Linked DNA regions of Mus musculus: regions 1 and 3 are each linked to region 2. A link is a loop called in an ENCODE intact Hi-C map of the cell type or tissue named here. Cell type or tissue: heart. All regions are shown on one strand. Each heading gives the region's core, and the rest is flanking DNA. Links, peaks and the distances in the headings are about the cores only.

Region 1 (9,982 bases), core at 949-8,948, 130 kb before region 2:
AAGGGCAAAAGTGACCCAGGAAAACATTCATTTGCTAATTATAGAAGGAAATGCTTCATTTGCTGTGGTCTATGATTAGCACATTAGCTAGAAAAGTATTTCAGTTGGTGTGGGGAGTACACACGGCTAATCCTAAGCACTTGCAAGGCTGAATCGGGAGGCTCACAAGTCTGAGGCCAGCCTGGGCTACATAAGTTACTTCTTGAACAGCCTGTGCCATAGAGTAAAATCTTAGACCATTAAAATAAAATTTTAATGCAAATAGTATTTTGAAGAATAATGACGTCAGACACTGTGGTGTGCACCTTTTATCCCAGCCCTCTAATGCCCAAGGGAGGTGGATCTCTGTGAGTTCCAGCCCTGTCTGGTCCACATAGCAAGTTCCAGGGCAGCCAGAGCTACAGAGCAAATCATTGGCTTAAAAACCAAACAAACAAAATGACAAGGTAAAAATGCTCAATAGTATAATTTCAAGGAGTAAACATTTGTTTTAAAAAGACTAAAATGAAACAAACAAACAAAAAAAAGAGTTCACAGAAATCCCTGGGCGATTTCCTTTCAGCTGCATCGGCCTGTAATTGTAAATGCTACATAGTGACAAAATACACCAGCATCCTCAGTAGGAGAGGGAGAAACACAAAACTTTAACACTGAGGGCCAGTGTTGATACCAAGATGAAAGGCATCCCTGCCTGGCTCTGTTTAGAGACCATGAAACTGAGTCTAAAGCACCGATGTAGAAGGAGCCCCGGAGCCCAGGACACTGGTATAAAAACAGGGAACAACTCGATCAGGAGAGGCAGGACACCAGTGACCAGAATCCCCAAGGAGGGAATACTCAGATACTTTCCAGGTATGCACTGTAACCCAGGCTTCTTCCCTAGTATCACTCAGATGCAAGAACAAGGACTGTTCAAGCAGCTTACAGATTCCCCAGGAGCCATCTAAGATCAAGCATTGGTTATATCATAAGCATGCTGAAATAAAAGTTAAAATTTATTTATTTTACAACATTTATTCGTGTGCATGTGTGTATATGTTTGTAGGTCAGAGGACAATGTGGGAAGGGATTCAGCCTGTACACCGTGTGGGACCTGGGAATTGAACTAGGGTTGTTAGGCTTGGCATCAAGCTGATGTGACCCACTGAGCCATCTCGCTGACCCCAAAATTAAAATTGAATCCCATGTGACCGCTTTGAAAAGATACAGGCTCTTCGCTACGACTGATAAAAATGTATGCGACTGAAATGTAACAGTGCATATCAAAATCATATCCAGCAATGAATAAAAGTGCATTTATAATCCACCAGAATGGCAAATGTTAAGATCTTTCTTCCTGAAAAGGGCAACATGTGCTGGCTGCTAAACTATTCACAAACCTCGCAGGTCCTGTTCCATACAAATCTGTGAACACGTACACCTTTTAAAGTACCTGAGATTGTACTCAGAGCTGTCTTACTTCCATTAGTCTCTGCTCCAGCTCTGCGGAACTGCTGGACAATGGTGTTTAGCTCCGAGGAGCGCTGAGATATCCTATGCTCGGCCACTCGAAGACGCTCTTTTAGAGCAAGGAATTCTCGTTGATAAGCAATTAGTTTTTCTAGAGGAAAAATGAAAAAAGAAACGATTAGTATCCTTTGTCTTTTAGTATATGTATTTAAAATAAAATAATACACTGTTCCACCTTACGGTAGGAGGCTAGGCATGCCTCCTGGAGGGGAAGGCAGTACTGCCGTTTTCCCAAACCAATTATAATTTCTAACTGTCCCTCTTCACCCCTCATCAAAGAAGTTTCTTGTGGTAACAGAAGTAAACTATTATAGTCAAATATGCTCAAAATACAAAGAACAAATGACAGCGGTCAAAACGATGGTGAGAGCCAGTGGAGAAGAGAACCTGCTGCTAATGTCTTCTAAATGTGACAAGGAGGCTTGTACCCGCGAAATCTCAATTATATGGCTGTCGAAATGAAGCCAACATAATGAGAGACTACCAGTTGAAGTACCAATGTGCACGGGGTTAATTTTACAAGATCCTACACCCCTAGATAAATAACTATACGCAGCCAATGGCTAAGGAGCGAGGCCGGATCAGTTCTCTCCAGGGATGAAATCCATGACAGGTTATCCAACCCCAGACAGTCAGCCCTAAGTACAGGGACGGAATTACAAGTGCACAGAGGTCCTTGTGCTCACACATAAGCACTAGGGGAAATCAGGAATGTTAGAAACACGGGTCGTCTCTTCAAAGGGAGGGAGATGCGGACAACCTGTTTTCCACCCAGAAGCTGGGAGCAGACTTGCACAATAGCCTGGTAATCTTTTCTGTGTGGCCAGCCCATATTAGATCCTCCTCTAGACTCTTATCTTGAGTTTGTCTCAGTCAATCTGTAGTATGACAGTCTCCCTCCCACCCTGCTTTATCTTGAATGTGCTCCCTATTAATCTACAGAACCTACCTTTATGGAAGGTGCCATGTGAACTTTACACCCCCCACCCTGCTTTATCTTGAATTTGCTCCCTATTAATCTACAGAACCTACCTTTATGGAAGATGCCATGTGAACTTTACACCCCCCCACCCTGCTTTATCTTGAATTTGCTCCCTATTAATCTACAGAACCTACCTTTATGGAAGATGCCATGTGAACTTTACAAAGAGTTCAAGGTTGTCATGGCCTCAGGCTTTGTTATGCACATGAGAATGGGTTCATTACCACCAGGTCTTAGTCAGAGGTTTACTGCTGTGGACAGACCCCATGACCAAGCCAACTCTTATAAGGACAACATTTAATTGGGGCTGGCAAGTAGGTTCAGAAAGATAGTCCATTATCAGCAAGGTGGGAGCATGGCAGCATCCAGGTAGGCATGGTGCAGGAAGAGCTAAGAGTTCTTCTACCTGGCTTCCAGGCAGATAGGATCTTAAAGCCCACACCCACAGCAACACACTTCATCCAACAAGATCATAACTTCAAATAGTGCCACTCTGTGGGCTAAACATATTCAAACCACCATACCCCAGGAAACTTTTTCCAAATTATGTGTGATAAATACGCCTTTAAAAAAGCTACCTGAGGTAAGACACTCAAAGTTTGTAACACCACCACCTTGAATCAGGTTGAACTAAACTGCCTTCTTTCCTCCCTCAGATGGTTATGCCACTGACCATGGTGGTCACAGAGACCCCGGAACCCTTCCATGTGAGCAACAGCAAATGGACTCAGCCGGCTACATGGTCATGCATATAAACATGTACATAAGACATGTAACGGCGAGAGTGAAAGAGGAGGAGGTCGTGAATGTTGGAGGGAGTTAAGGATGACACAGGAGGTATTAGAAGAAAGGGGTGGGGGTGTGAAAAGGATACAGTATCGTGCATAAAATTCTAAAAAAAAAACTTAATTCAATATAAAAATTATCTGTATACAAGCACTTTCAAAACTTAAAGATGTATACTTGTAAAAAAAAAAAGCTAACAGAACTTCAGGAACAGATAGATACATTTAGTCAATACCTTGCAAGAAAATACTCACTGCACTAGAAATGAAAGTCAAAATGGGTTCTTGTTTGTTGGACAACAACGCCCCCAACTAATTCTGCTCTTAGTAACCATAAGAATGTAAACACTATACCGCAGCACACAGAGAAGCCCTGTCTGAAAGAAGAGGAAGACACACTCTGTAAAGCTGGGGCTAAGACCAGGGAAGGCACTGTCCACTGTTCCTCCTTCAGGTATACACAGCAAACTCTCAGGACGTCTGGGAGAGGGTAATGAGCTGGCACAAGTCCAGCCCCCTCCTCCCGTCCCGCTTCCAACACCAAGAGGCAAAGCCACATGAACTGCTGTATCCCCTTCTCGAGCCTGATGCAGGAGGACACAAATAAGACAGCACTGTGTCCAGGAAAGTCTTGTAAGAAAGTTCACACTGTGTCCTGTTTACTGACGTGAGTGAAGGTGACGCAGTTTATCCGTACTCTGCATTTCTTGCGTAGGCACCTCTCTGTGTAAACTCCTAAGAAAACAAACGCCAAGACACCATTTATAAACACAAAACGAGAAAAATCTAAACAGGGTGATGGGAGCCGAGTTCCTGGCTTCTCAGAAGACCGGAGCAGGAGGCACACTGGAGGCCAGGAATTCAGTCTGACACCAGAGCAAGACCTCAGCTCAAAAGCAGAACCATGAACAATAATGTGGAATGATTATCACAGGAGGCAAGATTTATGAACAACAACTACTGATGTTAGTTGGAGGGTTAGGGGAACGACAGAAATCACCTCTTATCCCTGAATGGGAAGAGCCAGGCTTGTGAAACAATTTCCCTCTAACCTAAATAACACCGCAGGTCAACACTTATCAAAATGACAACTGGGGAAGGAAGGCGTATGTGCGGTCTAAAATGTATCTGGAACAATAGCACTTTTAAAGTATCTGGAAAACAACCTGGAGAGTGTGGTCTGATATCAGATCCTATCCTCAGGGTACAGATGTGGGGTCCCTGAGTCTAGAGACTGTAGACAAGCAGGAGCAGCCACATAACTGGCCAGCTCAGCAAGCTGACCACTCTCCACATAAGCAAGCAGAGTAACACCACTCCCCCAAGGCCCAGGCAGTGCCTAGACACTGGTTTTTGAATACCAGTTAGCACTCAAAGGAACTAGAACTCATTGGAGAAAAATAACTTCAAGGTGGTAATATTAAATCACACCAAAAAAGCTAGTGGTGTAGCTCAGTGGATAAAGGCACTTGATGCCCAAGCATGGAGATGGATCCAAGTTTAAGTCCCAGAACCCAAGTAACGGTGGAAGGAAAGAATCAACTTCACAAAGTTGTCCTCTGGCTTCCACAGGCAAACTGGCCTCCACAGTGCCCACGCATACACACAATAATACTTACTGGTTTTAGGACATTGACAAAAAAAAGATACAAAACTACATAAGAAACTCTCACTAGCTACCTGGGGTAATTTAAGTAACAAAACTAAACTATTGATGGTAACAGATTATAACCCATTGAATAAAACTAGAATCAAGGAGCTCATACCAGTAATAGACTATTATAACCTCTCAGATGAGGGCAGAGGGCCTTACAGGAGAACGCCGGTTACTAACAGTCAAAGGGATGACCAGCAGCAGAGGGTAGTAACTGAGTCAGGTAAGAATCAAACATGGAAACTCTAACTACCAGATGCAACTCTGGTAAGAAATGAGGTATTTACATCATCTCAAAGAATCTCCCCACCAACTACTCATTTTACACAGGAAAAATGCTAATTGGAGAGTGGAGAAACTTGGCAGCCATCTCTTAAGTTCACATTGGCAATAACAGGACTGCTACCAGCACCTCCCGAGATCCACCAAGAACAAGGCTCATTACACGGTGCTCCTGCCAAGACCACATAATCTCAGTCTAATCTGGAGGAAACAGAAGACTCCACAAAACCGAGACAATGCACGAAGCAAAGAGCATGAACCTCAAACGATGTGGAAGGTCAGCAAGATGAAGATCCAGGAGACGCCCAAGATTAAACGACAGGGAGGCTAAACGCTAGAACAGGAGCATAGCCCCGAATGGATCCTGAAGGAGATTACAGAGACCAAACTAAGATGGTATCAGGACCATTGTCAGGAAACCATACAAGGGTTGGGGAGGCGGTGCTCATGCCTTTTAGAAAATCAGCATTCTAAATCACTGTCTGAACGCAGCTCTCAGTCCAAAGTCTATGGTGAGGAAAGGCTTCAGGTCGGCAGGCCCCGCTTTGCGTCTGAATCCACCCTTCCATACCAAGGAGTCTCCCACATTATATTTGATGCTGATGCAGAGAGCCAAGAACTTTCTAGAAGTTCTTAGAACATCCTTAGAATTTTTCCTACTTATATGTCCTAGAAACTTAGTTCAAACTTTTAATAAACACAAAAACTCCTCCAAATGTTTCTACAATCCCCGTTTTCAGCATCTAGTGAAAGCCCTGTATCTGTCTTGTTTTCAACCATTTGCACTGTGTCACAGACCACGGCAGGAAGCTAAGGGTGTCTCATGCTGCCCTCTTCCTAAGTGGGCACCTGGTTCTGCTTACAGTTTTGTTTCCCTTATCGGTGGGATATAAAGTGTAAAAAATCCAAAGCATGATATTGTTGATGCTCGATCCTTTTGTGGAAATGACAATTTTCTGGGGTTTAATAATTTAAAGTAAGTTTTAGACCCACTCTAGGAAAGAAAGCCTGATGCATCATATAAATGGACAGCAGTGTGTAAGCCAAAAATAGAAAAGAAATTTTTTTTTTTAAGAAACAGAACCTTCTATTTAACAGGATAAAGAGGCTTACTAGTGAACTTTGTGAATGTTAAAGTTAACAAAAATGATACCCATTGTAAATGAGCTAAATATCTAATAAAAAATGGAAAAAAAAAAGAAAAAAAATGATACCCATATGTTTGTTTTGGTTTTGTCTTTAAGAAGTTAAGATTTATGGAACTAAAATTCTGCTTGGAAAGAATGTTAGTTACTTGCTTTGTCCCTGAATGACAAGTAAAATAAAATAAAATAAAATAAAGGAGGACATGGCTGTTCCCAAAGTACAGAGAGTTTTATTGTAGATACAAGGGAGATTCCAGGCTGACTATGGCCCCAGACTAAACTGAACTGTGAGAGGAGTGAGAGGGAGGGAGAGCAAGAGAGGAGCCAGGGAACAAGAGGGGGCAGCCTGGGCTAAGAGCCAGCCTGGGTAAAGTAGCCAAAATGGCCGGGTTCTATAGGGATCAGGCTGGGGGAGGGAAGTGGAAGCCTAGCCCCTGGGAGTGGAGGCTGGAGTGAGGGGGGCGTGCTGGGAGGAGGTTCTGAGGCATGCTGGGAGAGCCCCCAGGTACTGAGACCAGCCTCGGGGATGAGACCAAAAAGTCCCGACTCTCTATGTCCTACCTGGCACTCTGCACAGACACACAGACACACAGAGAGATGAACGACTCAGAAACACCACTCTTAAGCTTATAGGCTTAATTTTCAGGAACCCACTCTGAATTAACTCTGAGAGATAATTATATATTAATTATATTTCACTTTATTAGAAAAGAATTCGCACATGGTGGTTCTTACACAGCTGACTAAAAAACTTAAAGACAGGCCTCTGGAAGAAACTGGAGGCAACTTCCCACCGACAAAGTTCTAAAACAGGCTGAGGGAAGGGGAGGGAGCAGAGGGAGAGGGGAGGGGGAGGGGAGAAAGGAAGAGGGGAGGAGGAGGGAGAGGAGGAGGAGAAGAAAGAAGAGGAGGAAGAGGAGGTGAGAATAGAGACCCAAGGTTCCAAAGGCAGTTTGGGGAGCTAAAGCACACTGTAAGAGAATCTCAAATGAAAAGAGTAAATATGTATATTTAACAGCCCTCCAGAGCTGCTTTGTCTAAAGACTCCTCACAGGCCCACAACACAACTAGGAGAAAGACGAAACCTGACCTCCCGCACCCCCCCCCCACTCTGATCAGATTCCAATTTGATCCCACCTCTGTCTAAAGACCAATGATGCTTTTCTCTTCAACACTGAAGGTTGTCCCACACGGGCACCCCACTCTGAGTTGGAGGAATGGCATGCTTCGCACAACAGACCAACCTCGATAAGGGTCTTTATGCAAACAGCAAGCTCACACTCTGGAGGAGAATAAACTTAGAAAAACCAGATTGGTCCAATTTAAGCAATAACAGTACTAACGACTTCAGACGACCTTGGGGGACCCCATCTTGGCCAGAACTGCTCTAATTGTGCATGTTCCAGCTCCCTGCCCAGTCCTCCTCTATTTAAACCCACATCCCATGCGGAAACCCTGATGAGGACCTTGGGGTCACTAGACCCTTTATCTGTTTCTCTTCCCAGTGTGGCCGCTGATGTTTTGTTTTGTTTCTCCTTTCTGCCCTTCAATTTTTACTGGCATATCCTGGAAGGGCCTACCGGCCAAGCAGGCAGGCTGTTAGAGGAAAGGGAGTCCTGACTTTTGCCCTAAAAGTCCAGTTACAAACAATCTCTACCAAGAACAGACAGGCAAACGCTCATAAAAATACCAGCTGTCTCCACTTCCTCAACATTAACCTCCATGTGAGACAGCTGGAAGGGCTGTTACATCCAGAATCGCAGACTCTTCTCTCCAGAAATGCTAGTTCTCTAGGCGACAGGGGAGGCCTGAGATCTGCTGAGGTTTTCCCTGTCATGTGGAAGCTGGAAGGCCACAGACCATCCATCCACTCAGAAGAGGCCAACATTGTCCTAGAACTTAGACCCAAGAAGCCCGGCGTTTATGGCGTTAGCTCTTCCCTAAACTCCTTCTTTACCTCCTTCCTGTTGCCCACAGGAACACACAGGCAGAAACTAACTAAACATATCGGGCCACAAAGCACAAGATGGCGCAAGAGGTGCTTGGAGACTATGTGGTACACAGCTATGTCAAAGGTGTCGTCTAAGTGTTCTGCTGAGTTACCCCGGGGGACACCCAGAGGACCCATCACATCAAGAGGAACTCTGAAAAGGCCCGCTCAAGCTCACAGGGAAAAGTAGGGCTCGTAAGTGCATGTGATCAGACTTTCTTTTCTTCTTTCTTTCTTTCTTCCTTTCTTTTTAGATTTATTTATTTATGTATATGAGTACACCTTAGGTGTCTTCAGACACACCAGAAGAGAGCATCAGATCCCATTACAGATGGTTGTGAGCCACCATGTGGTTGCTGGGAATTGAACTCAGGACCTATTGGGGAGCAGTCAGTGCTCTTAACCGCTGAGCTCTCTCTCTCCACTTTCTAAACATAAAACAAGGAATGCGATTAATTCATTTCCGATTTCTCTATACCTCAGAACAAGATCCTTATTAGCGTGTGTAATGACCAGAAAAGCTCGGGAACACAACTGCTCTCTCTCACGCTCGCTCTCTCTCTCTCTCTCTCTCTCTCCCTCCCTCCCTCCCTCCCTCCCTCTCTCTCTCTCTCTCTCTCTCTCTCTCTCTCTCTCTCTCTCTCCAGCACCTCTTAGCACATCGTTAACGGGGTTATTTCAAAACTGCATTTGGGTACAGGTTTGACGAAAAAGGAAACCGAGTGCATTGTATGGCGCTACAAGACTAATTTCCTTAGAAGTACATTCTTAATCCGAACAGATTTGCTCATCTTCCTAGGAGAAGAGGCAGTATCTTTTTCGTAATTTCATTTAAAGACCTAAATTCCATTATCATAGTGAAATTAGAAGGGGGGAGAGTTGTATAACTTAGGAGGGTACTTATTTTAGTAGACTTAGCTTCTTTACAAAGAGAGAGAGACAGAGACAGACAGTGTGGAGCTGAAGAGATGGCTCAGTGGTTGAGAGCACAGAGATCTTCCCAGCACCCACCTAACAGCCTACAATTATCTGTAATTCCCATCTATTTACTGAAAATGCCTGTTTCTAGTTGTGGTGTGGCTCAGCCTTCCGGCTGGAATAGAGACATGTACTTAGTACACACCTTTAATCCCAAACAATGAAGGTAAAGTTAGTTTATAGAAGGAAGCAGTCATGTTTGGAAGTGATATCTGATTGAGTGGCTAACAAAGTGACGAATCAGAGAAAGATTTGACAGAATAGGATATGCCCAACTTTTGTGAAAAGGCAAAGGAAGATGCAGGTGGTTTCAGCATGAGAGTTTTACAGAGATAGGTTTAAGAGAGAACAAGCTAGACACAGGTGAAATTAGAATGAGCCAGAAAATGAGAAGACGCCAAAAGATTAGAACAGATTGCCAGAATTAGTTTGAGGCCAAGCAGAGCAAAAAGTCAGAGGCTGAGAGAGAAGCCAGACTGAATCAGTCAGCTTGCAAAGGAGTTTGAGCCAGACAAGTTGAGTTGAATCAGCCAGCCAGAGCTCAGAAAGGACTAGAAAGGGCAGCTTATTCAGCAGCAAGCCACAGAGGCTGAAAACATTCTAGGCCTAGATTGTATGGAGGCTAGAAGCTTCTAGGACCAGGCCTAGGTTAGCAGA
Region 2 (9,982 bases), core at 1,351-9,350:
GCCCACCCCATCCCTCCACTGAGGAGGAAGGCCGATTACCGAAGACAGCCGCCTCAGTTTACTTGATCGCTGGTTGCGGGGCTTCACCAGGAGTTTGTGTTTAGCTGCAGAGTTGTCCAGGCAGGAAGAGAATTCTGGAGGGTGGCTGAAGTCAACCACAGGAGCTAGGCTACCATCCAAGGTCCGAGACGAGATGGAGGCATCGCTCATGTGGTCGGGAGACTGTGGCCGGGACGAGGACACTAGGATCTTCGTGTCACAAGGGACAAACACACCAAGCATTAATTTAGTGACAAGGATGGAGACTGCTATCCTACCAGCTCCCCTTTGGTGTGCGTCTGGGCTCTCTAGCCTGTACCTGGAGCAGAGTATTTTCAATTGGGGAATTTCAGTTGGGGAATGTTTAAGACTATCGCTTTAGAGCAAATGACTGGGAGGTCAAAGGGTGGGGACAACCCTGAGGCCACTCCTCTTCACAGGAAGACTTTCCATAGCTACTTTAACCAACAAAACAGACTAGCCCAGTGTCTCTAGGGGTGGAGGAACCTGCTGTTTTTGTCAAGCTTGGCATGTGGCCCAGCAGTGAGACATCAGGGTTCAGGTCACAGGAAGCATGGAGCCCCCTGTCAGCCTCTTATCTGGCAAACTTTGTTCATTGGAAAGGGTCTTTACAGCCTCACGAGGAGTCTGGCTTTCGGCTACCATATGGTGAGCTACAGGCATGTTACTAGTTTACACCTCAGCGGGGAGGAACTAGCAGTCAGCAGTGAGCAAATGCGTTGCCAGGTGACAGAAGGAAGACTGAGAGAATACCCTAAGATGCCTGCCCCACTGAATACAGTGAGCCTCTTCTTGGAGTGGGTGTCGGCAGGCTGTCCTGCAAAGCACAGATGCTATGCTATAGTGCATGCAGCTCAGGTGTGTGATGTCTTAGTCAGGGTTTCTATTGTGGCAACGAACCATCACCAAAAGCAAGTTGGGGAGGGGAGGGTTTATTTGGCTAATGCTTCCACAGCTAATTATCAAAGGAAGTCAGTTCAGGAACTCAAATGGGGGCAGGAACTTGGAGGCAGGAGCTGATGCAGAGGCCAGGGAGGGGTGCTGCTTACTGGGTTGCTCCTCATGGCTTGCACAGTCTGCTTTCTTATAGAACCCAGGACGACCAGCCCAGGGATGGCACCACCCACAATGGGCTGGGCCCTCCCCCATTGATCACTAATTGAGAAAATGCTTTACAGCTGGATCTCATGGAGGCATTTCCTCAACTGAGGCTCCTTCCTCTCTGATGACTCTAGCTTGTGTCAAGTTGACACAAAACCAACTAGTACAAAAGAGAGAGAATCTGGGATCCATCCTCTAGGTTCCAAGAACAACCCACCATCTCTAAACAACCATGCAAACAAAGATAATAATAATAATTATTATCTGCATGTCTCTATTGGAACACTGGACCTAAATATTAGTGTCCGGTTAACATTTTTGTTTGTTTGCTTTTTGAGCTAAAGTCTCTCTATGTAGCCCTGGTTGTCCTGGAACTCAGTCTATAGACCAGGCTGGCCTTGAACTCACAGAGCTCCATCTGCCTCCTCCTGGAATGAAAGCCGTGCACCCACCATTCCCAAACGTTGGCTTCCCACGATGAAAGCAGATTTGGTATACTACCCAATAACTGGTACAACCTCAGAGTTCATCTTAAAATAAAAAGTCAGAACCATTGGAATAAAAAAGTTAGGTAAGTGTGGCCCCTGCACAAGTGACCCCCACTTGGCTAATTAAAATTTGTGCACTGCAGTGGTGATCGGGTTTGGAGTTGAACTCTGTCTTCAACAAATGAAGCTGCTCCCCGAAACCCCACCCCGCCCCACCCAATGCAGCCAATTGCAGATAGAACCAGCTACTGTAAGTCAGAGACTGGAGTCCAAGGCTCAAGAGATAGAGGAAGGAGGGTAAAGTCAAAAATGAACCAGCAGGTAGCTCCTCACAGGTATCGCCTCACAAACAGAGCCTGACACACAGCCATATCTAATTCTGAAAAGGGACAATGCAATTGTACACAAGAGTGTTTTAAGTTGCTAACGGGCATAGTTTTATTCCACAGAGTAAGGCAACCTTCCCCATCATCCAGGCCTTCTTGAAGTTGGAGAGCAGGTGTGGGTTGGTAGCCTCTGGCCCCAGAGCCTACTCTTACTGTGACCAGAGATAGGTTTCCCTGAGGCCAGATTCTGGGAGTCATACTCTAGGCAGCTCCATGGGAGTTGCCAACCCCTAGAGCTGACTTAAAATCAGCCACACCACAGTCCTGATTTTCCATTACTAATATTCTGGGTGCTCACAACTACAAGAAAGAACAAGCTCGTGTCTGGGAAGAGGGAACTCTATGTACCTAAGTTGAGTGGTTACCGAATACAATTCCAAACAGCCCAGAAGTGGTAACTCTACAGTTACATTGTAAACAACGCCCTGGCAGGGCCAGGGTTGAACGGGATCCAAGGATGCCCAGCTATCAAACACCAACTCTGTTTTTACTTGTTTTTCAAGGATCAATATCATTTGGATCATTCCCATTTGCCCTTCGCTTGGCTTACTAATATGGAGAAAATGGCCATCCTGTTTGTCTTCTATATATGTGTACATTAACATTCTTACCACAAACAAAAGTAGCCCATGAACATGCTGGGGTGTTTCTTTGTGAAATGGAGTCTATGGGGGTACAACAGTTGGGATCACTTCCTGCAGTGGCTGAGGTCAGACACTGCTGGTCAGACTCCCTGGGCTGCCTTTACCCTGAGGGCTTCATGTGACTCGCCCAAACCAACAGGTTTCTGCGGTCAGGACTCAGGAACAGGGCTGAATATAATTCAGTGTTTACTCTTCTCTTTGTGCTCTGGCCACTGCCATGGGAGGGGAGATGCAGAGGAGAGGGAGCCCCTGCCCTTCTTTTCTGGGTCTGGGCATCTGCTCAGACAAGAAAGATAAGGCACAGAGCAGATGGCATCAGACTGACCACACAACCGCACAAAACGGCAGCGCAGTCTCCCTCACTCAAGAGACCTTGCTGGAAGACATGGAGGGTCCTCCAGAGTTCTATCAATGCTTAGTGTCAGGAGTGGATGGAAATATTCAAGGGCACAGACTGTACTCGCCTTTATAGTTGTGCCTGGACCCACATCGTGCAGCAGGGACATCTCTGGGGGGCTGCGGGGCAGTCCGTCATCCTCAGAACTCATGCCGGTTTCCTCTGCCCGCTTGATAGGAAGGCCTCCTGGAGGCGGTGGCCCCATCTTCACGTTACATTGTATCTTTAACTAGATTGAGGGAATAGTAACCATTCTTAGTGTTTTCATCAACAATAGCTAGCAACAAATCTTCCTGCTCTGATTCATTCATTCAGGAAATAACTTCAGCACCCTAGCACAGTGCCCTGACCTGAATGTCTGTCCCCAGCTCCCTCACCACTGTCCTTATTCTTTAGGCAGTCACCAACAGTGAGTCAGAATGTGACTAACTTGCATGCCTGAGACCCGTGAAGAACCTGTGACCCGACTTTCAACTGTATAAAATGCTAAGCTGAGATCACTTAGAAACTTCTAGATTAACACTGGACAGACACCCAGTGAGAGTGCCAAGCGAACCCTTACCTGCAAAGCCTTGATCCGGTCGCACACATTTTCTTGGGAGAACACCCGCACGGGCCGAGCAGGGTCCTGTCCCGATTCAGGAAAGAAAATACTGTCGTGGGAGAGGGCCCGGCTGCCCATAGTACCCCTGGACTCCCTAGGATAAAAAGAGCCACTGTGAGCTTCCACCACCTCCATCTGCCCCTGATCCTAGGGACTCAGAGTGAGAGAAGGGATAAATTAATGTGATCCCCCCAAAGCCCTCTGTCACACACAGTTAGCAGTTGCTTCTCTGTCCCTTTCACCGTCAAACACTAGTCAGAACCTACAAAAGGGGCATTTTCCTAAGAGATGTGAAGCTTGTGGATTATTTTGATTAGTGGAAAAAAACCGAAAGTTTGGAGGCGTGAGGTCCGAGTCACTAGCCTGTGGAGAGGAAAGTCTGGTGCTGGCTGGGTCCTGTGGGAATCTGTCTCAGGTGCCCTGGGAATGTGAGGCTGTGGGCTGAGGGCTAAGCTAACGTGGGGCCCATAAGCTGGAGGCTGGAGGCACAGCAGCATCTCCCCAAGATGGTCCAGACCATAGACACAAGAACTGCAGGCCTGTAGAGATGCTCTCTGCATGGATGATCTGGCATGGTTTGTGTATCCCACAACTGTGCTGTGACCGGAAGAGTGGAAGCCCGGCTGACGTCTAAGGACCTGACTCAAAGAAAGTCCCAGGACATTCATAAAATGCTCTCAGAGGATATGGGAATTAGCCGTCAGAACTCCCTAGCCTGCTGAATAATAGGTGGAAGGAGGTGGCTGAGACATTCAGTTAAGGAAGGAAAGCGGCCTCTGCATGCACTGGACATCTTGTGTGCACCAGCCCCACCCTGTCCTCCTTGGGCATCCTGTCTTCTATGAGGCACTGGGGACTTGAAGGTGTGGCCTGTCCTACTGCATATCCAACTGTGTTGTAATACTATATGTATGTGTGCATTGTGTGTGTGTGTGTGCGTGCGCGCACTCACCAGGAAAGTATTCTTCCATTGAGCATCCCAGCTCAATGGTGTTTCCTTTCTAGCCTGCAAGTGGAAATCCAGAGTGCCTGGAAGGGTGTATCTTCACAGACACTCAGAAGGACTCAGCCCACAGAGCACACGCTCCAAATGCCAAGGACATGCATGCACTTAGATTTTCTTCCTACAGTCAACAGCCTGGGTCCACCCTCTGGAATCCCTAACTACTGCCCAAACATCTCCAGTCCAGGTGTAACTGGCGTGTGCTTACCAGAACACACGGGACAGAAGAATGTGGCACATCAGTTGGGCAGAGCAGTGGGAACATGCAGACATGCTGAGCAAGTACTATGCCTGCTAATGGTTTTTAAAATAAAAACTGATACAGTGGCAGATACACGAATGTGGTTTAAGTGGGAAGGAAAGAACTGGATAGGGAGACAGTGTGAAAGGTAACAACAGTTACAATTTTGTCTTTGGAAATATACAGTGTGTTACCCAACAAGACACAAAGTCCATCCAAGAGGGAAATCTCTAAGACTAGGGGGGGAAAGCCTAATTTTACAGCAGACACAATGGCATATCATGGCACAGTACTGGGGAGTGAGAGGCAGGAGGATCGCTGTGGAAATGGGGAAAGAGAAGTCACTGTTACAGGAAGAAAGCAGAAAGCAATTTCATCACAAGCCAAGCTTTTCCGTGTAACAGGAAACAGGATACAGGGAAATAAAGCAAGAAGTTTCATCTCCCCTGGAATGAAACTGCTCAGAATTCTCTCAGAAATAAACCTATTTCCTAGTCCTACCCAGTAGTGGTCTAGAAGACACTATAGCTGAGTAGCCATCCTGGCCACCACACCCATGCCGTGATCTCCAAGGCAAGTTCTCTCTGACAGGAAGGAAACACAGCTTGTGAAAAAGATCCAAGCCAGGAAGCATACAGCACTGAACTGGGACGTCTCCCTGTGCAGGAAAGCAAGGAACCTTTCAGCAATGGCTGGGCTCACGACCAAAGAGAGGGAAGCTAATCAGAAGGAAGTCTTCACATCGCAAGATGAGACAATGAATAAAGACTGTTATGGACTAAGGCACACCAAATATATTCGAAATCAGAGTGTTTGGGGTCGATGTGTATGGAGCTGGGTTGGTAGAGTGCCCAGCTAATATGCACAAAGCCCAATGTTCCTTCTGGAGTACCGCATGGGATTGGGTGTGGTGGCTTACACTTATAATCCCAACACTCTGAAGATGGAGGGATGGTTGAAGTGCAGGGTTGTCCTTGACTATACAGTGAATTTGAGGCCAGTCTAGGTTACATAGAATTCTGTGTAAATAAAGCAAAATTTAAAAAATTTAAAAAATACAATGTTCACAATGATCTTTTAGAGGGAAAAAAAAACTTTTTTTTTTTTTTTTGGTCACAGTTAGGTGTGGCAGTGTCAGGGACTACTCTGGGAGCAGACACCACTCGAACACCAACCAAGCATTAGTTTGTTTTCCCTGAACAGCTTGTACTTCAGGCTCTCATGAAGTTGACAAAGGAAAGCTATTTTAAAAAAAATTTTAGATTTATTTAATTTACACACATGTGAGGGTTTGCCTACATAGATGGATAGCACATGCATGCCTGGTGCCTGAGGAGATCAGAGGACATCGGATCTCTTGGAACTGAAGTTACAGATGGCTATGAGCCACCATGAAGGTGTTAGGAACTGAACCCAGATCTTCTTCAAGAGTAACAAGTGCTCTTAACTGCTGAGCCATCTCTCCTGCTCCTGATAAAGGAAAGTTCTTCATAGAAGAAACCCAGCAATGTGTAAAATGAACAGAGGAATTAGAAACCCACAGTTTTTGCACTGAGGAAATGGACCATCTACATGTTAAGGGCATCAGATACAAACCGGGGAGTAATGACAGCGACCACTCAGGATTAAGATTGATAGAATAGGGCTGGGGAGATAGGTGGTCTGCTCTTCCAGGGGTCCTGAGTTCAATCCCTAGCAAACACATGGTGCTCACGACCATCTGTAATGGGATCTGGTGCCCCCTTCTGGCCTGCAGGTGTACATGCAGGCAGAACACAGTACAGAATAAATAAATCTGCCTTTTGATACAGGGGCAGGCCACACATCTCTCCAAGCTCAACGTCTAGGCCTTTAGAGCAGCAGTTCTCAACCTTCCTAACCCTGAGATGTTTTAATACATTGTGGTATTCCCCAATTGTAAAATTATTTTTTGTTGCTACTTCACAACTGTAATTTTGCTACTGTTATGAATTACAATGTGAATATCTGATATGCAGGATATCTGCTATGTGACGCCCAAAGGGGTAGAGCCCCACAGGTTGAGAACCGATCATCTAGATCACTATGAGCCAATATAGAATCAGGAGAACAAAGGCTGTAGCTCCAGTGTACTGAGGGCAGATGCAGAGAGCAGGGTGTTCTGTAGGCAAAGGGACCCAGGGGGCTGTCACTGACGAAGCCAGCACCAGGACACCCCAGCACAGGCCATCTGCCTGTGACCTTGCAGAAGTTGCTGCAGAGTCTGATGACAGATTCTCACAGAAACTAAAGAAACTGTCTGTTCGTCAGTGTTGACCTGGAAAAAGTCATCGTTCCCTCTAGAACCTCATTGTACCGGGTCTCTAATCACCTTTAAATTTTAAATTTTTTCTTTCTCTTTTTTGTTTGTTTTTTTTTGTTGTTTTGTTTTGTTTTGTTTTTTGAGACAGGTTTTCTCTGTGTAGCCCCGGCTGTCCTGGAACTCACTTTGTAGACCAGGCTGGCCTTGAACTCAGAAATTCGCCTGCCTCTGCCTCCCGAGTGCTGGGATTAAAGGCATGCGCCACCAAGCCCGGCTAAATTTTTTCTTTTTTCTTTTATCCTGAATCAATCATTCAATCTCTCTCTCTCTCTCTCTCTCTCTCTCTCTCTCTCTCTCTCTCTCTCTCTCTCTCACACACACACACACACACACACACACACACACACACACACACACACGGTGGTGGTGGGGTGCACGAGAGCACAGGTGCCTGTAATTACAGTCCGGCGCTGGAGTTAGACAGCTGTGAGCCACCTGGTGTAGGTGCTGAGAACTGAACTCAGGCACTCTGTAGAAGGGTGTGCAATCCTAACTGCTGAGCTGTCTGTCTCTCCACCGGCACCCCCACCATCTTTCTTTCATTAACTAACGTCAATCATGTTCTTACTGTGTGCTAGTCACAGACAGATATCAAGGGCCCTGTCCCACTTTCCTTGGGTTCCTATGAAAAGGAACACGTATGGGTTGCATCCCCAGAGCCTGGTCCTCTAGCTACGTTCCTGTTTGTGGCTAGAGAGATTACTTCCTGGCTTGTTTTTTAAACACAAGGAGATGGGGGTAGGATTAGAGTTTCCCTGGGCTAGCCAGAACTGCCCCTTCCCCAACAACTTTGCAGTCATACAAGGCATCTACCACCCCCACCACCCCCTTCTACTTCAAGCTAGCTTGGGGGGGGGGGGGAGGCGGGGGGGGGGTGGGGGGCAGGACCACTGGTTCTCCAGCTTCAGTCTTACAGCTCCACCAAGTGGCCAGTGTAACTTCTCTGCCTCTAGAGCGATATCCTCCTGGCTAGCATTTTACCCTGACATGAGAGTTGATGTTTAAAAGATATTTCAAGCTTCCTCCTCTTCTCTTCAGTCCAAAATACAACCTTGTGAGACACACAGCTGTATTGTGATGAATTACAAGTTACAAAATAAAAGTATTGTTCCCCCAGAGCTGCCTGAGTGTCCATCCCCAGTGGATCTGAATTAGTTAGGTCCAGACAAAAAGCCATAGCCTTGTTATCCACAGGCCTTGCTCTAGAGAATGAGCCCTTACTTAATCATCGTTCAAGTCCAGAGATGTGTGTTCCTGGTACTGTGTCCCAGGTCTTAGGGCATTCTTGGATAATTTAAACCAGGGTCCGTGTCCCAGTCCTGCCTTTCTGTGAGATTCTGGGCAGCCTACCTGGTCGCTTTTGGCTGATTTTGCTGATTTCTGTTATGGTTCAAATCTTTTGCAGCTACTTTGCTCTTAAAAAAAAAAAAAAACTGTATCTCTGGGTGCACACATGCCACAGTACCCAGGTATGCGTCAGAGGCAAGCTCCGATGGCAGTCCTTTCCTTCCAGCTTGTTTGGGACAGGTCCTTTGTTATTCAGCTCACCCCCCAACCCCAGGCAAGCTTCACCACCCCCAACCCCAGGCCAGCTCGCACCCCTTCCCCAAACCCCAGGCCAGCTCGTCCATGAGCTTCTGGAGCAAGGCCTGCTTCTGCCTCCCGTGTTGTTTCAGGAGCTCTGGAATTACAGACCTACACAGAACCATCTTCCCAGGCATAGCTGTGAACTTCTTTCTGTATATTTTTTAGATTTATTTATTTTATGTATATGAGTACACTGTCGCTATCTTCAGACACACCAGAAGAGGGCATAGGACCCCATTACAGATGGTTGTGAGCCACCATGTGGTTGCTGGGAATTGAACTCAGGACCTCTGGAAGAGCAGTCAGTGCTCTTAACTGCTGAGCCATCTCTCCAGCCTGTGAACTTATTTTTTTTTAAAAGAGTTTATAAAGTTTTATTTTATGCTTTTGAGTGATTTGCCTGCATGTACATACATGTGTCATACATGTAGACTCTCAGAGGCGTCAGAGAGCTCAGAATTAGAGTTACAGATGGTTCAGCCATCATGTGGGTGCTGGGAAGCAAATCACAGTTCTCTGCAAGTGCCCTTAACCACTGAACCATCTCTCCAGCCCCAATTACCGTGACCTTTTAAACGGTTCCCACACCCAGCAGGTAGCAAGTACACAACCAGCTTTCCCCCACCTTTCTCCATCCCTGTGCTTGGAAAAGCTAATAGACACACCATGCACTAAGAGACTCCCAAGGCTCTCACATCACCCAGGTGGGGAGGAAGCTCAGAAACAGACAAGATCCTAAGGCACTGAAGATAAGAGCTCCGGACACCTCCTGTGCCCGGTGTCCCCCTCCTCTTGAGGCTCACAAGCCAGACGCACATGAGAGCAACTTACTCCAGCTCATCTTCAGAGTCATACACGGGCCCCGACTCCTCAACGGCAATGACCTCGCTCTTGGCCGGATTTTGCTTCCAGGCGCTGTTTCCTGTGGGTGAGGGGGATTCCTTTCTCTTCTTCTTCCCAAACAGCTTCTTAAAAGTTTTAAATTTCGACTTTTTCTTTCCTATTCAGATGACAAGAAGAAAGATTAGCGGTGCAGGTGTGCGAGGGACGCAGGTGAGCAGAAACCAGGGGCTCAGAATACTACAGACACGACATATAAGGTCTGCAGCCCTGAAACAAATATTGGTTTC
Region 3 (9,982 bases), core at 1,340-9,339, 120 kb before region 2:
CTCAAGATGGTGGTGCAGGCAGATGGCACCTTCAGTTCAGATTTCTGAGACACCCCCTCCCCCCCCCCCACACACCCTGGAGAGTATCCTGGTCTACAGACACTGAGATTATACAGTGAATGCCATTGTTAGCCACAAGAACTGTGGCAATTTGTAAAGCATATAAATTTATATATGCTACTAAAAAACAACTATTGACGTTTACTATGAAGTTGTCCATAAAGACAGTTTTAGAATGTTAATTTCCAGTTGAAGGATTTTTATGAGATCAAGAAATCTATAAAAGACACACTTTCTGTTCTTGCTATGTACCATTAAAGGCCAAGTGTTATAAACAATAATTCTCTAGCAAGCAGAAGGCACAAAAGGGTGAAGTCCTTGGAACCCAGGCAACAACAGATTGATGTCTCTGAATGTCTCTTTACCTCATCTGTTCTATATGGGGACTAGAAAAGGTACCAACAGGTGCACAAAAAAAGCAACCAAAAAAAGTCCACAGGGCTGGAGAGATGCTCGGCAGTTAGGAACACTTGCTGCTCTTATAGAGGACCAGAGTTCGGTTCTCAGCACCCGTGTCAGATGGCTAACAATCACCTAGAACTCCATTCTTGAGTGTGAGAAGGAAAAAGCTTTGTTCTCATGAACAGAATACATGATAAAGCAGATAGATGGGTCTCACCTCTGGGATGATGGACTATTTAAGACTGTCTTGCTAGCAAATATCCTCTCTATAAAGACCCCCTCCATCTCTACCCTAAGCTGGCTTTGAAGAAACAAGAAGCTGAACTTCAAGGCCCAAAGGACCTGATACCCTCTTCTGGCCTCTGCTGGTGCAACATCCATGAACGGAGGGGGGTAGGGGAGAGGGAGGAGGAGGGGCAGGGGCACTGGGGAGGGAGATGTCGGGCTCACTACAGTCAAGGGCTATGTATAAGGCTACATGCCACACAGGAAGCTCAGATGAGTACTATTCTACTCTAGCCACACACACCTCAAGCAGAATCCGAGTCCCATTCTTCCTATCCCATCAATTACAGCCAAATCTAAAGTTCCACTGTGACACAAGGTCCTGGTCACATGAACATGCAGGATATACTTCATACAACTCAGCGTTGAAGGCTTTTACCCTACTCCAGCAGTAGATCTCCCCAATGAGGGGGTCAGCGGAGACCACATGGAAGGATAACTTCTTCTGGTCAGGAGTGTCCACAGAGGCCATCTGGAGTAGTGCCTACCTCCCTGCCTACACAGGTCTGTCTCCCTGCTGAGAATCAAAGGCCATGTCAGGTTCCCAGATTCCCACCCACCCATCCCTACCTGGGAATAAGGAGCCTGGGTACAGCTCTCAGAAACTCCTTGGGTCTCGTATATCCGAGGCTGGCACTACAGTGGTATAGCAGTGCTTAGTGTGAGGTCTCAAACCCAGGACAAATGCTAAGGTACTTATTACCATATCTGAGCAGACTCTGGCCTCAGCTTCTCCCTGCATCCCTCACAGTCTCTACCCTTGTATTGTAACTGGCACACCCCATCCCCTTCTCTAATCTTCTGCCACCAGGGACAGAGCTGGTTTGCCCTTCCCCCAGTGGCTCTTCCCTATATAATCCAGCCATTTTGGCTACTCTGGCCCTTTCTATCTCTTGGCCTCTTTGTCTTCTCCTCTTCCTCCCCTCCCCTGCCCCTTCACATGGCATAGCTCGGTCTGCTGGTCATGTCCACCCTGGACTCTTCCAGATGCCTCTGGCTGTCTTCTCCCTCGTATATACAATGAGCCTTCTCCTCCACCATACTCAGGAGTAATCGCATTCTCCTTTTATTTTTTTTTTCCATTCACCTAGCACCCCTCGTCCATTTGCCTCCCTCACTCCAACCCTTCAGTCCCCATGTACTCTGGAATCCACTGGCTGACCTTGATGCCCTGCCAACTTTCTCCTCTACAAAGATGCAGCTACAAACCCTTAAAAGGCTCCTGCCGATCTCTCTGAAAGACCTCCAGTGTTATCTGAGACCATCCCTTGCTGCATCATGATCAAATTTGTAGGCCATCCTCCCAGCCAAACCGTCTCCATCTTCAGTTTTGTTGGGGCTGATCCCCCCACCACCACCACCACCAAAATCATCCCAGCTGGGCCTGATGATCATCCCTCACAATGGAGGGGACAGCAAGGAAGGGTCATGAGACTATCCAGTCACCCCTTGCAGTAGTACATAATTCTGCCCTAATTTCACAGGGTCTGGGAGAGTAAGGAGGCATAAGGAGAGTGTGGTATAACTACACTACAAGCAGACTTTCCAATGTGGCTGCTTTAATGTCACTTCCACTCCTGTCCATAACCCCTGACCCACTGTTCTGTAAGGAAGCCTATGCATTCACTGGTTCCCTTAGGTGACCTCTGAGAACGGTACCTTAGAAGGAGGACCTTAGGACCTTAGGGAAGGAACTTTGGCAGCAGCATTGCACCCAACCCATCCTTCTTCCTTCGTTTCCTGAAACTTGGTCTACCTCTGAGCCTCCTGGTGGATCTTGGAAGCCTACTTGGAAGATGGTTGGAACACCTGCTGACAAAACCTCACAGTTAAGTAGGGGAAAGAGCTAGGTCTCATTATGTTATAGTGCCTTAGATACAAAGTAGCTAGACAGAGAACAAAGGTCTGAAGAGCTTCACAGCCACGCAGCAGGGGGTTGTCTCAGCAAATCCAGAAAGAGGCTAGAGGAAACAGGTGCAGCCTGCAAGAACTGAACTGCAGTAGAATTGTACAGGGCACACCTAGGCCCTCTAGCAGGAGGTCCGACAACATAAACAAAGGGTTGCAAGTCCATCACAGATTTAATACCCAAGGCTGTTGTGGGGTGGGAGGATAATAGTTAAACCACACGGCTCATAGAATTAACTCAGGTACAAGCAGCCTCTTAAGAGTTTCACACCAGTTTGCAGATGCCAGCATAGGGCTAGCCATGCAGGTGGCCTTTCTGATGACAAGTCCCAGGGGTCAACTATGCCAGCTCTTTTCTGTACACTAGGAATTCTGCTAGTACTTCTCCACTTAGCCCCAAACGTCAACAACAAAGGCAGATCAGCTTAGATTCTCTTCGATTCTTTTTAAACTGTGAGAAAGTGATCAAGGTCAAGACACATAGCTCAGGGGTTCAGTGCTAGCTTAGCATGCATGAGGCCCTAGGTTCAATCCCCAGTGCTAACAAAAGAAACTGATCAATCATTTATGGAGAATGTATCAAATATTACATAGCTAAACTATGATTGTATTAATAGAATACTGCATACCAAGTAAACTTATGACACAGGAGACAACTATCCTACAGTAAACAATAAAAGTAAGTTATGTGCCTAGTATGATGGTCATTTTAAAGATGATACAGGGCAGGCAAGGTGGCTTGCTACCAAGCCTGAGGACCTGAGTTCAATTCCTAAGACCTACATGATGGAAGGAAAGAACCAACTCCTCCAAGTTGTCCTGACCTCCATACACACACACACCATTTATTATTATTATTATTATTATTATTATTATTATTACTATTAATACAAGGGTCTTTGTGTAGATAGTTCTCACATGGTTTTGTTGTGTGCTAAGCGAGTTTGTGTGGAGGCTGGAGATCAATGCTGGGTGCCTTCTCTATTGCTCTTCATCTTATAGGCAAAGCTCAGCATTGTGACTAGACTAGCTGGTCAACTCCCCCCCACCCCCACCGTGAGCCTACTGTCTCCACTACCACCAGGATTACCAAAAGGAAAAAGGCAGCTTTTTGCATATGTACTGGGGGGGGGGGGGTTCAGAACCGAAGGTCTCATGGTTATGTAGCTAAGGCTTACCCCACCACCCCAGCCTACAGTGCTCAGACTTTTGTTCTCAAAATAATCAGTGAGCCTTAAAGAGCTTTTATATGAATTATACCAATATTCATATTAGTAATTCATGTTAGGATCTATCAAAAATACATGCTATAAAATTCAGGAGGACACTTTGAAAACACCAGCAAAGCTGGGCATGGTGATGCCTGCCCCACACCTGGAAGGCTAACACAGAAGGGTTATGAGTCTGAGTGTAGTCTGAGCTACGCAGTGATGCCCTTTCTCAATAACACAGAACAAAGCAAACAAGAAAAAGAGTATCATGCTTTATCCAATCTCATGCATGTCTGGCTTAGCAGAAAACAACTCTCACAACTACGCCTGCTCCTTTACAACACTGGAGCAGGCCCCTCGCTTACTACTATGAAATCGTCTCATACTTGTAAGCCTCCCGAACAGGCTAGAGGTCTTGTTTTCTTCTAGATTACATTTTGAGACCCACTAGTACAGAAAAATGAAAGCCAAAGGTTGCAAATGCTGCCGCAGATTCCTCTCGCTGGCCTTTAAAACCCCCAGGCATTTGCATCCCACTAAGCAGCCAGTCCTCCTCCTGTCTCTGTGCTGTCGGAGATGAGATGCCTTTATCCAGACAGTCACCGTCCACTGGGTCTACAGCTGGACAACTGCTCCTATCTCCAAGATCTACTTGGCAGTCTTTCTGAAGTAGCACCAAAAAGCCAGTTAGCTAATGTTCTGTAATAACCCAATGTTCTCAATTTAGTCTCCTCTAATATGTCACCCATGAATAATTTCCTTTCAGAGTTAAGAATACACGCAGCATAGATTCCAGACAACCTGGAGCACAGCACATGCCTGAACAGCTTTCCAACCTGGAAAAATTCGATTAGGAGACTGTTTTAGGAAATGGCTGCCAGCCAGCTAAGCTGAAGGGAAAATAATAGCATTCCCAGGCCAAGGGGCCCAACTGTCAACGTTAATACATAAACAAGACAGGCTGCTGGCCAACTTGGCAGAGCCCAGGTCCACACTCTGGCCCCTCTTAGGACTTGTTTTGAAACCAGGTTCTCACTTATAATGCCTAACTACCCTTTTCACATACACAGGCAGCGTGGCCACAGCAGTGATCTCATGGGCTGGGTTTTCAGAGCCCCTTACAAAAGCTGCTCTTCACAGCACCTGATGAGACAGGGGTGCCTGGCTTCTGGCAAAAAGGCAAGTGGAGACTCACAAATCCTCTCTCCATGAAAGCAACTACAAGGCTGGTTAAGAGTCAAAAACGGCCATTTCAGTTACACTGGAAGTAAACCAGAGACGGTTCAGACTGGCAAGTGTTCACTCATTTAAAAAAAAAAAAAGAAGCCTGGATTTGGAGTCTAAAGAACAGCACAAAGCCTCCCGCACCTTCTTGCTGAAGCTACCCTTATCCCTCCCCAGTTCTGCCATGTCAGAAGGTCAGCAAGGGGTGGGGAGGCAGGCCTTGGAAACTAACTTCCCTGATCCCCCAAAGGGTTCATCTGATGCCCAGTGTTGCCAGTGCACTTAGCAATTGACAGGCAGAACAAAGACTAGCCCCAGGCTCTTGCTGCATTTGGAGTGGGCAATGGGCTGGCAGACCAGCCAAACACTCAACAGGAGTCCCCAGAAGACAGCTCTGCAAGGTTTCAAATGCTCTTTACAAATGCCAAGTTGACCAGAGGCTATGAGCATGCACAGCAGCAACCGGAGCCAGTCTAAGCTATGCACATACACACCTGGCCAATAGAACCTGCACACACACGGAGAAGAGTTAGCACAACAGCCAGAGGGAATCCATGCTGGGACAGATGGGGGCAGGGTGTGTGTGTGTGTGTGTGTGTGTGTGTGTGTGTGTAGCCCAGAAGGCAGCTGTCCACTTGGCCCCACAACTGAGAAGTCTTACAGTACTGGATTGAGCTGAACCCCACACTATGTGGACACCAGTGTGAGTATAACTGATGTGATCATAAAAAGAGAAGGAGCTATATGTTCTGGCGGGGAGTGTGGGGAGGGGGTGCCTAGGCAGGCCCATGCCAAGCATCCACTCCCCCTGAGAGACCAGCCACACGATGGTATAGTATAGAATAGAGTTTATTTAGGGCATAAGGAGGGGAATTAAGAGTGTAGTAGAGGCAGAGAAAGGCAGAGAGAGGGAGAGAGTAGAGAAGTAGAGGCCGGGCATGACCACATGGGGACGGGGGTGGGGATGGGGAAAGGGGAGGCAAGAGTAAGAGAGATAAGAGAGTAAGAGAAAGAGGAAGGGCCAAGCAGCCCCTCTTATAGTGGGCCAAGCCTACCTGGCTGTTGCCAGGTAACTGTGGGGCAGAGCATACCTGGCTGCTGCCAGGGAACTGTGGGGATGGAGTTTAGACAGAATACCAACAATAACCCCTCCAAGACGGCATAAGTTTAACAAGAAAGGCAAAAACTAAAACCCAACTACAAAGGCTCTCAGATACAGCGGGCAACACAGACTTTGAGATTTAGTCCAGTCCCAATCCAAGTACTAAACAACTGAGCTAACAAGATCACTAGCACCTTCAAGGGTATTAAGTAAGACTCTTGTTTGCATCAATGTATGGAGTACTCTATACATTGTATACAATGTATACAACATTCATTAGACTAATAGAGGAAAAAAAAATAGTATGACCTGGGCCCGCAGGAAAGCTCAGCTGGCAAAGCACTTGCAGCCAAGCCTGACTATCTGAGTTCGATTCCTGAGACTCGAAAGTGAAAAGAAAAGTGTTCTCTGACTTCCACAGACACAGCACAGCACAGCACAGCACATGCACACACCCCAAAAGAAGACATGAAAAATAATTTAATTGTGACCTAAGCTGGTTGAGGTATAAGAAGCAACCAATAGAAATGGTCTTGCGGGGGCTACAAAATTTTGAGTTTAACAGACAGACTTCAAGACTTCTACTGTCAATATGCTTTAAAACAAAATAAAACTATGCCAGGTGGTAGTGGTGCATACCTTTAATCCCAGCACAGAGGCAGGTGAATCTCTGAGTTCGAGGCCAACCTGGTCTCCAGAGTGAGTTCCAGGACAGCCAGGGTGACAGAGAAACCCTATCTTGGAAACAAACAAACAAACAAACAAAAACCTAAATAAAATTACATGTAAAGAATGGGAGCAGTGGACGAAGCGGACTCAAAGGAGAGGGACAATAAAGAAAGGTGGGACAAAATGGAGACCCGAGTTGCCACAGTACCTAAAGTGGAAACTCACCAGAGAGGGTCAACCACAGACTTCAGACAGATGGACAGAAAAGCCACGGATGCGGATCAGAGAATAGACGATCCAACCCGAGGAGCCAGTGGAAAAACAGAGCAAAGAAACTGAACAGAGTTTCCTAATGAGTTAGGACCAACTGTGCCCGGAGGAGAAATGATGGGAAGGGTGGGGGGGATGGGCAGGGAAAGTGGGACGGAGGGAAGAAATACATGAATACGTTTCTACAAAGCAATAGAGTTCTACAACAGGGCTATTTCCTTAACTTAAGAAAAAGAAAACACACACACACAAAGCCAGGTAGTGGTGGCGCACACCCTTAATCCCAGTACTTGGGAGGCAGAGACAGATGGATTTCTGAGTTCCAGGCCAGCCTGGCCTACAGAGTGAGTTCCAGGACAGCCAGGGCTACACAGAGAAACCCTGTCTCTAAAAAGCCGGAAGGAAGGAAGGAAGGAAGGAAGGAAGGAAGGAAGGAAGGAAGGAAGGAAGGAGAGAGAGAGAGAGAGAGAGAGAGAGAGAGAGAGAGAGAGAGAGAGAAACCCACACTTACAAAAAAGCCCTACGGTTGAGCCTACACTCACACTAAAAACGGAATGGTTTAATGCTGCACTAGAGGCCTCACGAGGGCAACAAGACAAGACAAAGAAAGGCTACACAGATGTCGAAGGAAGAAACAGCCACAAGATCTTCTGGGACTAAAATATAATTTGAACAAAGCTGCTGGGTAGAGGTAACTATATAAATGAGCTATACAGACATGTGTGGGAGGGGTATGGCTGGGGCAATTGGTTTCCTGTATTGCAGCAATGAACAACCAGAATTTTTAAAAAATGGTATTATCTTAGAGAGCACACGCACACATGTGCATGCACACACACACACACACACACACACACACACACAGATACAAACCTAACAATGTATATATGGAAAAACTTCATGATTATTCTGAAACAAAGACACAAATATTCAGATATTTCAGGGTATTAGCTCTTCCCAACTTAATCCATACAGAAATACCAGTAAAACCAAAAGTGAGTTTCATAGTTATCATCATACACATAAAATCTAGGATGAGATAACAATGAATACATGTTTGATTGGATGTCAGAGGTCAATTAAACCACATGACACAACCAAGCATTCATTGTTTTTTTTTTTAATACACTATCAATAAACTGGGAACTTCCTACATCTATGAGAGGCGGTTCCTCAAATGATAAAAAAAAATGCCTATAACTTTTAAAAGATCTGCACTGAAATTAATCACACCGGACCTCTTAGGAACAAAGCAAGTCTGTCTATTCTGTCACTTCTACCCATTATGCTGTTTCTAGCTAGTACAGAAAAGACAAAGAACAAAGAACATAAGTAAGGAGAAGCTTTAGAAGTTTCTAGAGCTAGCGATGTAGCTGAGAATCGGTGACAGAGCACAACTGTTCAGCACGTGCAAGGTTCATAGTTCAAACCTCGGCGCAACAAGAACAAAAGATGCTAAGAGCAGATGGGTCATATACAATGAATATAGGACTCACCTTAATAATCACCAAAAGACACTGCACACAGTCTTCCAAGTAGTCAGAGGACATCTAAGCTAGGGCGTGTGCATGCCTGTATCCCCAGTGCCCTCGGGAGACTGATACACAAGGATCCTGAGTTCACAGCAAGTCTTCCAGAGGATGCAAGTTCACAGCACCCAGGTCAGGCAGCTCACAGCTATTCTCATCCCCAGCTCCATAGGATCAGAGGTCCCTGGCCTCTGGCTTCTGCTGGCACCTGGATGAACTCACCTGCCTATGTGCACACTATACACAGTTTACAATTATACACACACAGAGGGCTTAATTTAAAAAGCATACAACATGGGGCTAGGGAGATGGCTCAGCGGACAAAGCACATGCCATACAAGGATGAGGAGCTGAGCTCAGATACAAAAATAAAGGCAGCACACTGGGATGCGGTGTAAGATTGAAACAGGCAAATCCCCAGAAGCTCACAGGCTTGCTAGCCCGGCTTATCAAACAGTAAACAACAACAAAACAAAAGATCCTGCCTGAAATGAGTCTGAAGGTGAGTCCTTAAGGTTGTCTGCTGACCTCCAGGTGCACAAAGGAGCACATGTGTGCACATGCGTGTACACACACACACACACACAGAAGGCAGGAGGGGGGAGTTACCACTCAACAAGCAGTAAGCTTTCCCTTGAAGGCTCTTGATCTCCTGTCTAGGAGAACTGCGCTTACCAGCGGTGCCAGAAGAAAACAATAGGGAAATAATGAGCATCAGGTCAGGGCCCCTAAGAGCACAGGGAGAAAGAGCAGAGAGGTCCCAACATGCCAGCTAGGGGGACAGGACCAGGGGATGAATGCCGTAGACATGGTTACAGCAGGAGCGAAGGTGGCCATCAGCATGCAGTGATATTAGATATTCCCGGATCCCGAGAACTTAGAAGCTGAGCTGGGCCCTGAGGGTTGAGATCCGGAGCCTCTGGACTATGAGCACAACTCATCTGCCTTCACCTGTCACCTGCCACCATCAGCAGCACCCCTTGCAACAGCACCTTCCTCTGAGCACCCCTTCTCTGCATCCAGTTTCCTGGCTTTCCTTGGTGCTGATGCCCTCTCACTGCAGGGTGAGCTCAGTCCTGTCTGCCATTCTGCCAATGCCACCCCTCCTTGCCCTGCTTTATCGGCCTTCCAAGACCACCCTGCTTTCTCAGGGGTTTTCTGACTCTCCCTGCCAAATATCCCTTTTCTCCTGCCTCAGCCCCCACCACACCACACCGGCTCCATTTACTCTTAGTGCCCACTTCTATCTGATAGAAGATCCCAGTCTTAGCTGCTCCACTGTTACCTGCCCCTCGCCATCTCCGAAAGTGGCTCTATGGCAG

What was found. A loop is a pair of places that touch in the nucleus more often than their neighbours do. Peaks named below come from ENCODE experiments on the same cell type or tissue, not always from the same donor. Only the 100,000 strongest peaks of a DNase experiment are listed, where the experiment ranks them.
Region 1: a loop joins it to region 2, with 6 times the contacts of the local background. A loop is called at or near these places in 3 of 42 quality-filtered maps.
Region 3: it touches region 2 in a loop (6-fold over the local background); 3 of 42 quality-filtered maps call a loop at or near these places.

Annotation. Positions count from the first base shown.
Region 1 is chr1:37,497,141-37,507,122 of GRCm38, forward strand. It overlaps Mgat4a (mannoside acetylglucosaminyltransferase 4, isoenzyme A), which reads right to left. Exons shown (of 16, transcript NM_173870.3): 3 at 1,433-1,600. Gm39627 (a long non-coding RNA gene) reads right to left here and starts at 6,420. Exons shown (of 2, transcript XR_001778883.2): 1 at 2,626-6,420; 2 at 1,897-2,541. In heart, for the core only: a CTCF peak has its summit at 8,377 (motif pointing right); DNase peaks (open chromatin) are centred at 3,781, 5,421 and 7,971.
Region 2 is chr1:37,628,178-37,638,159 of GRCm38, forward strand. It overlaps Cracdl (capping protein inhibiting regulator of actin like), which reads right to left. Exons shown (of 10, transcript NM_028096.1): 3 at 9,684-9,852; 4 at 3,639-3,774; 5 at 3,144-3,305; 6 at 40-249. Among named protein-coding and RNA genes, the nearest start is that of 4930556I23Rik, 19 kb to the left of the region's middle. In heart, for the core only: CTCF peaks have their summits at 6,672 (motif pointing left) and 8,198 (motif pointing left); DNase peaks (open chromatin) are centred at 4,454 and 5,524; H3K27me3 peaks cover 1,216 bases.
Region 3 is chr1:37,507,709-37,517,690 of GRCm38, forward strand. The region is part of intron 2 of Mgat4a (mannoside acetylglucosaminyltransferase 4, isoenzyme A); the gene reads right to left. Among named protein-coding and RNA genes, the nearest start is that of Gm39627, 9.1 kb to the left of the region's middle. In heart, for the core only: no CTCF peak of the experiment used is centred there; DNase peaks (open chromatin) are centred at 2,604, 4,763, 5,463 and 5,863.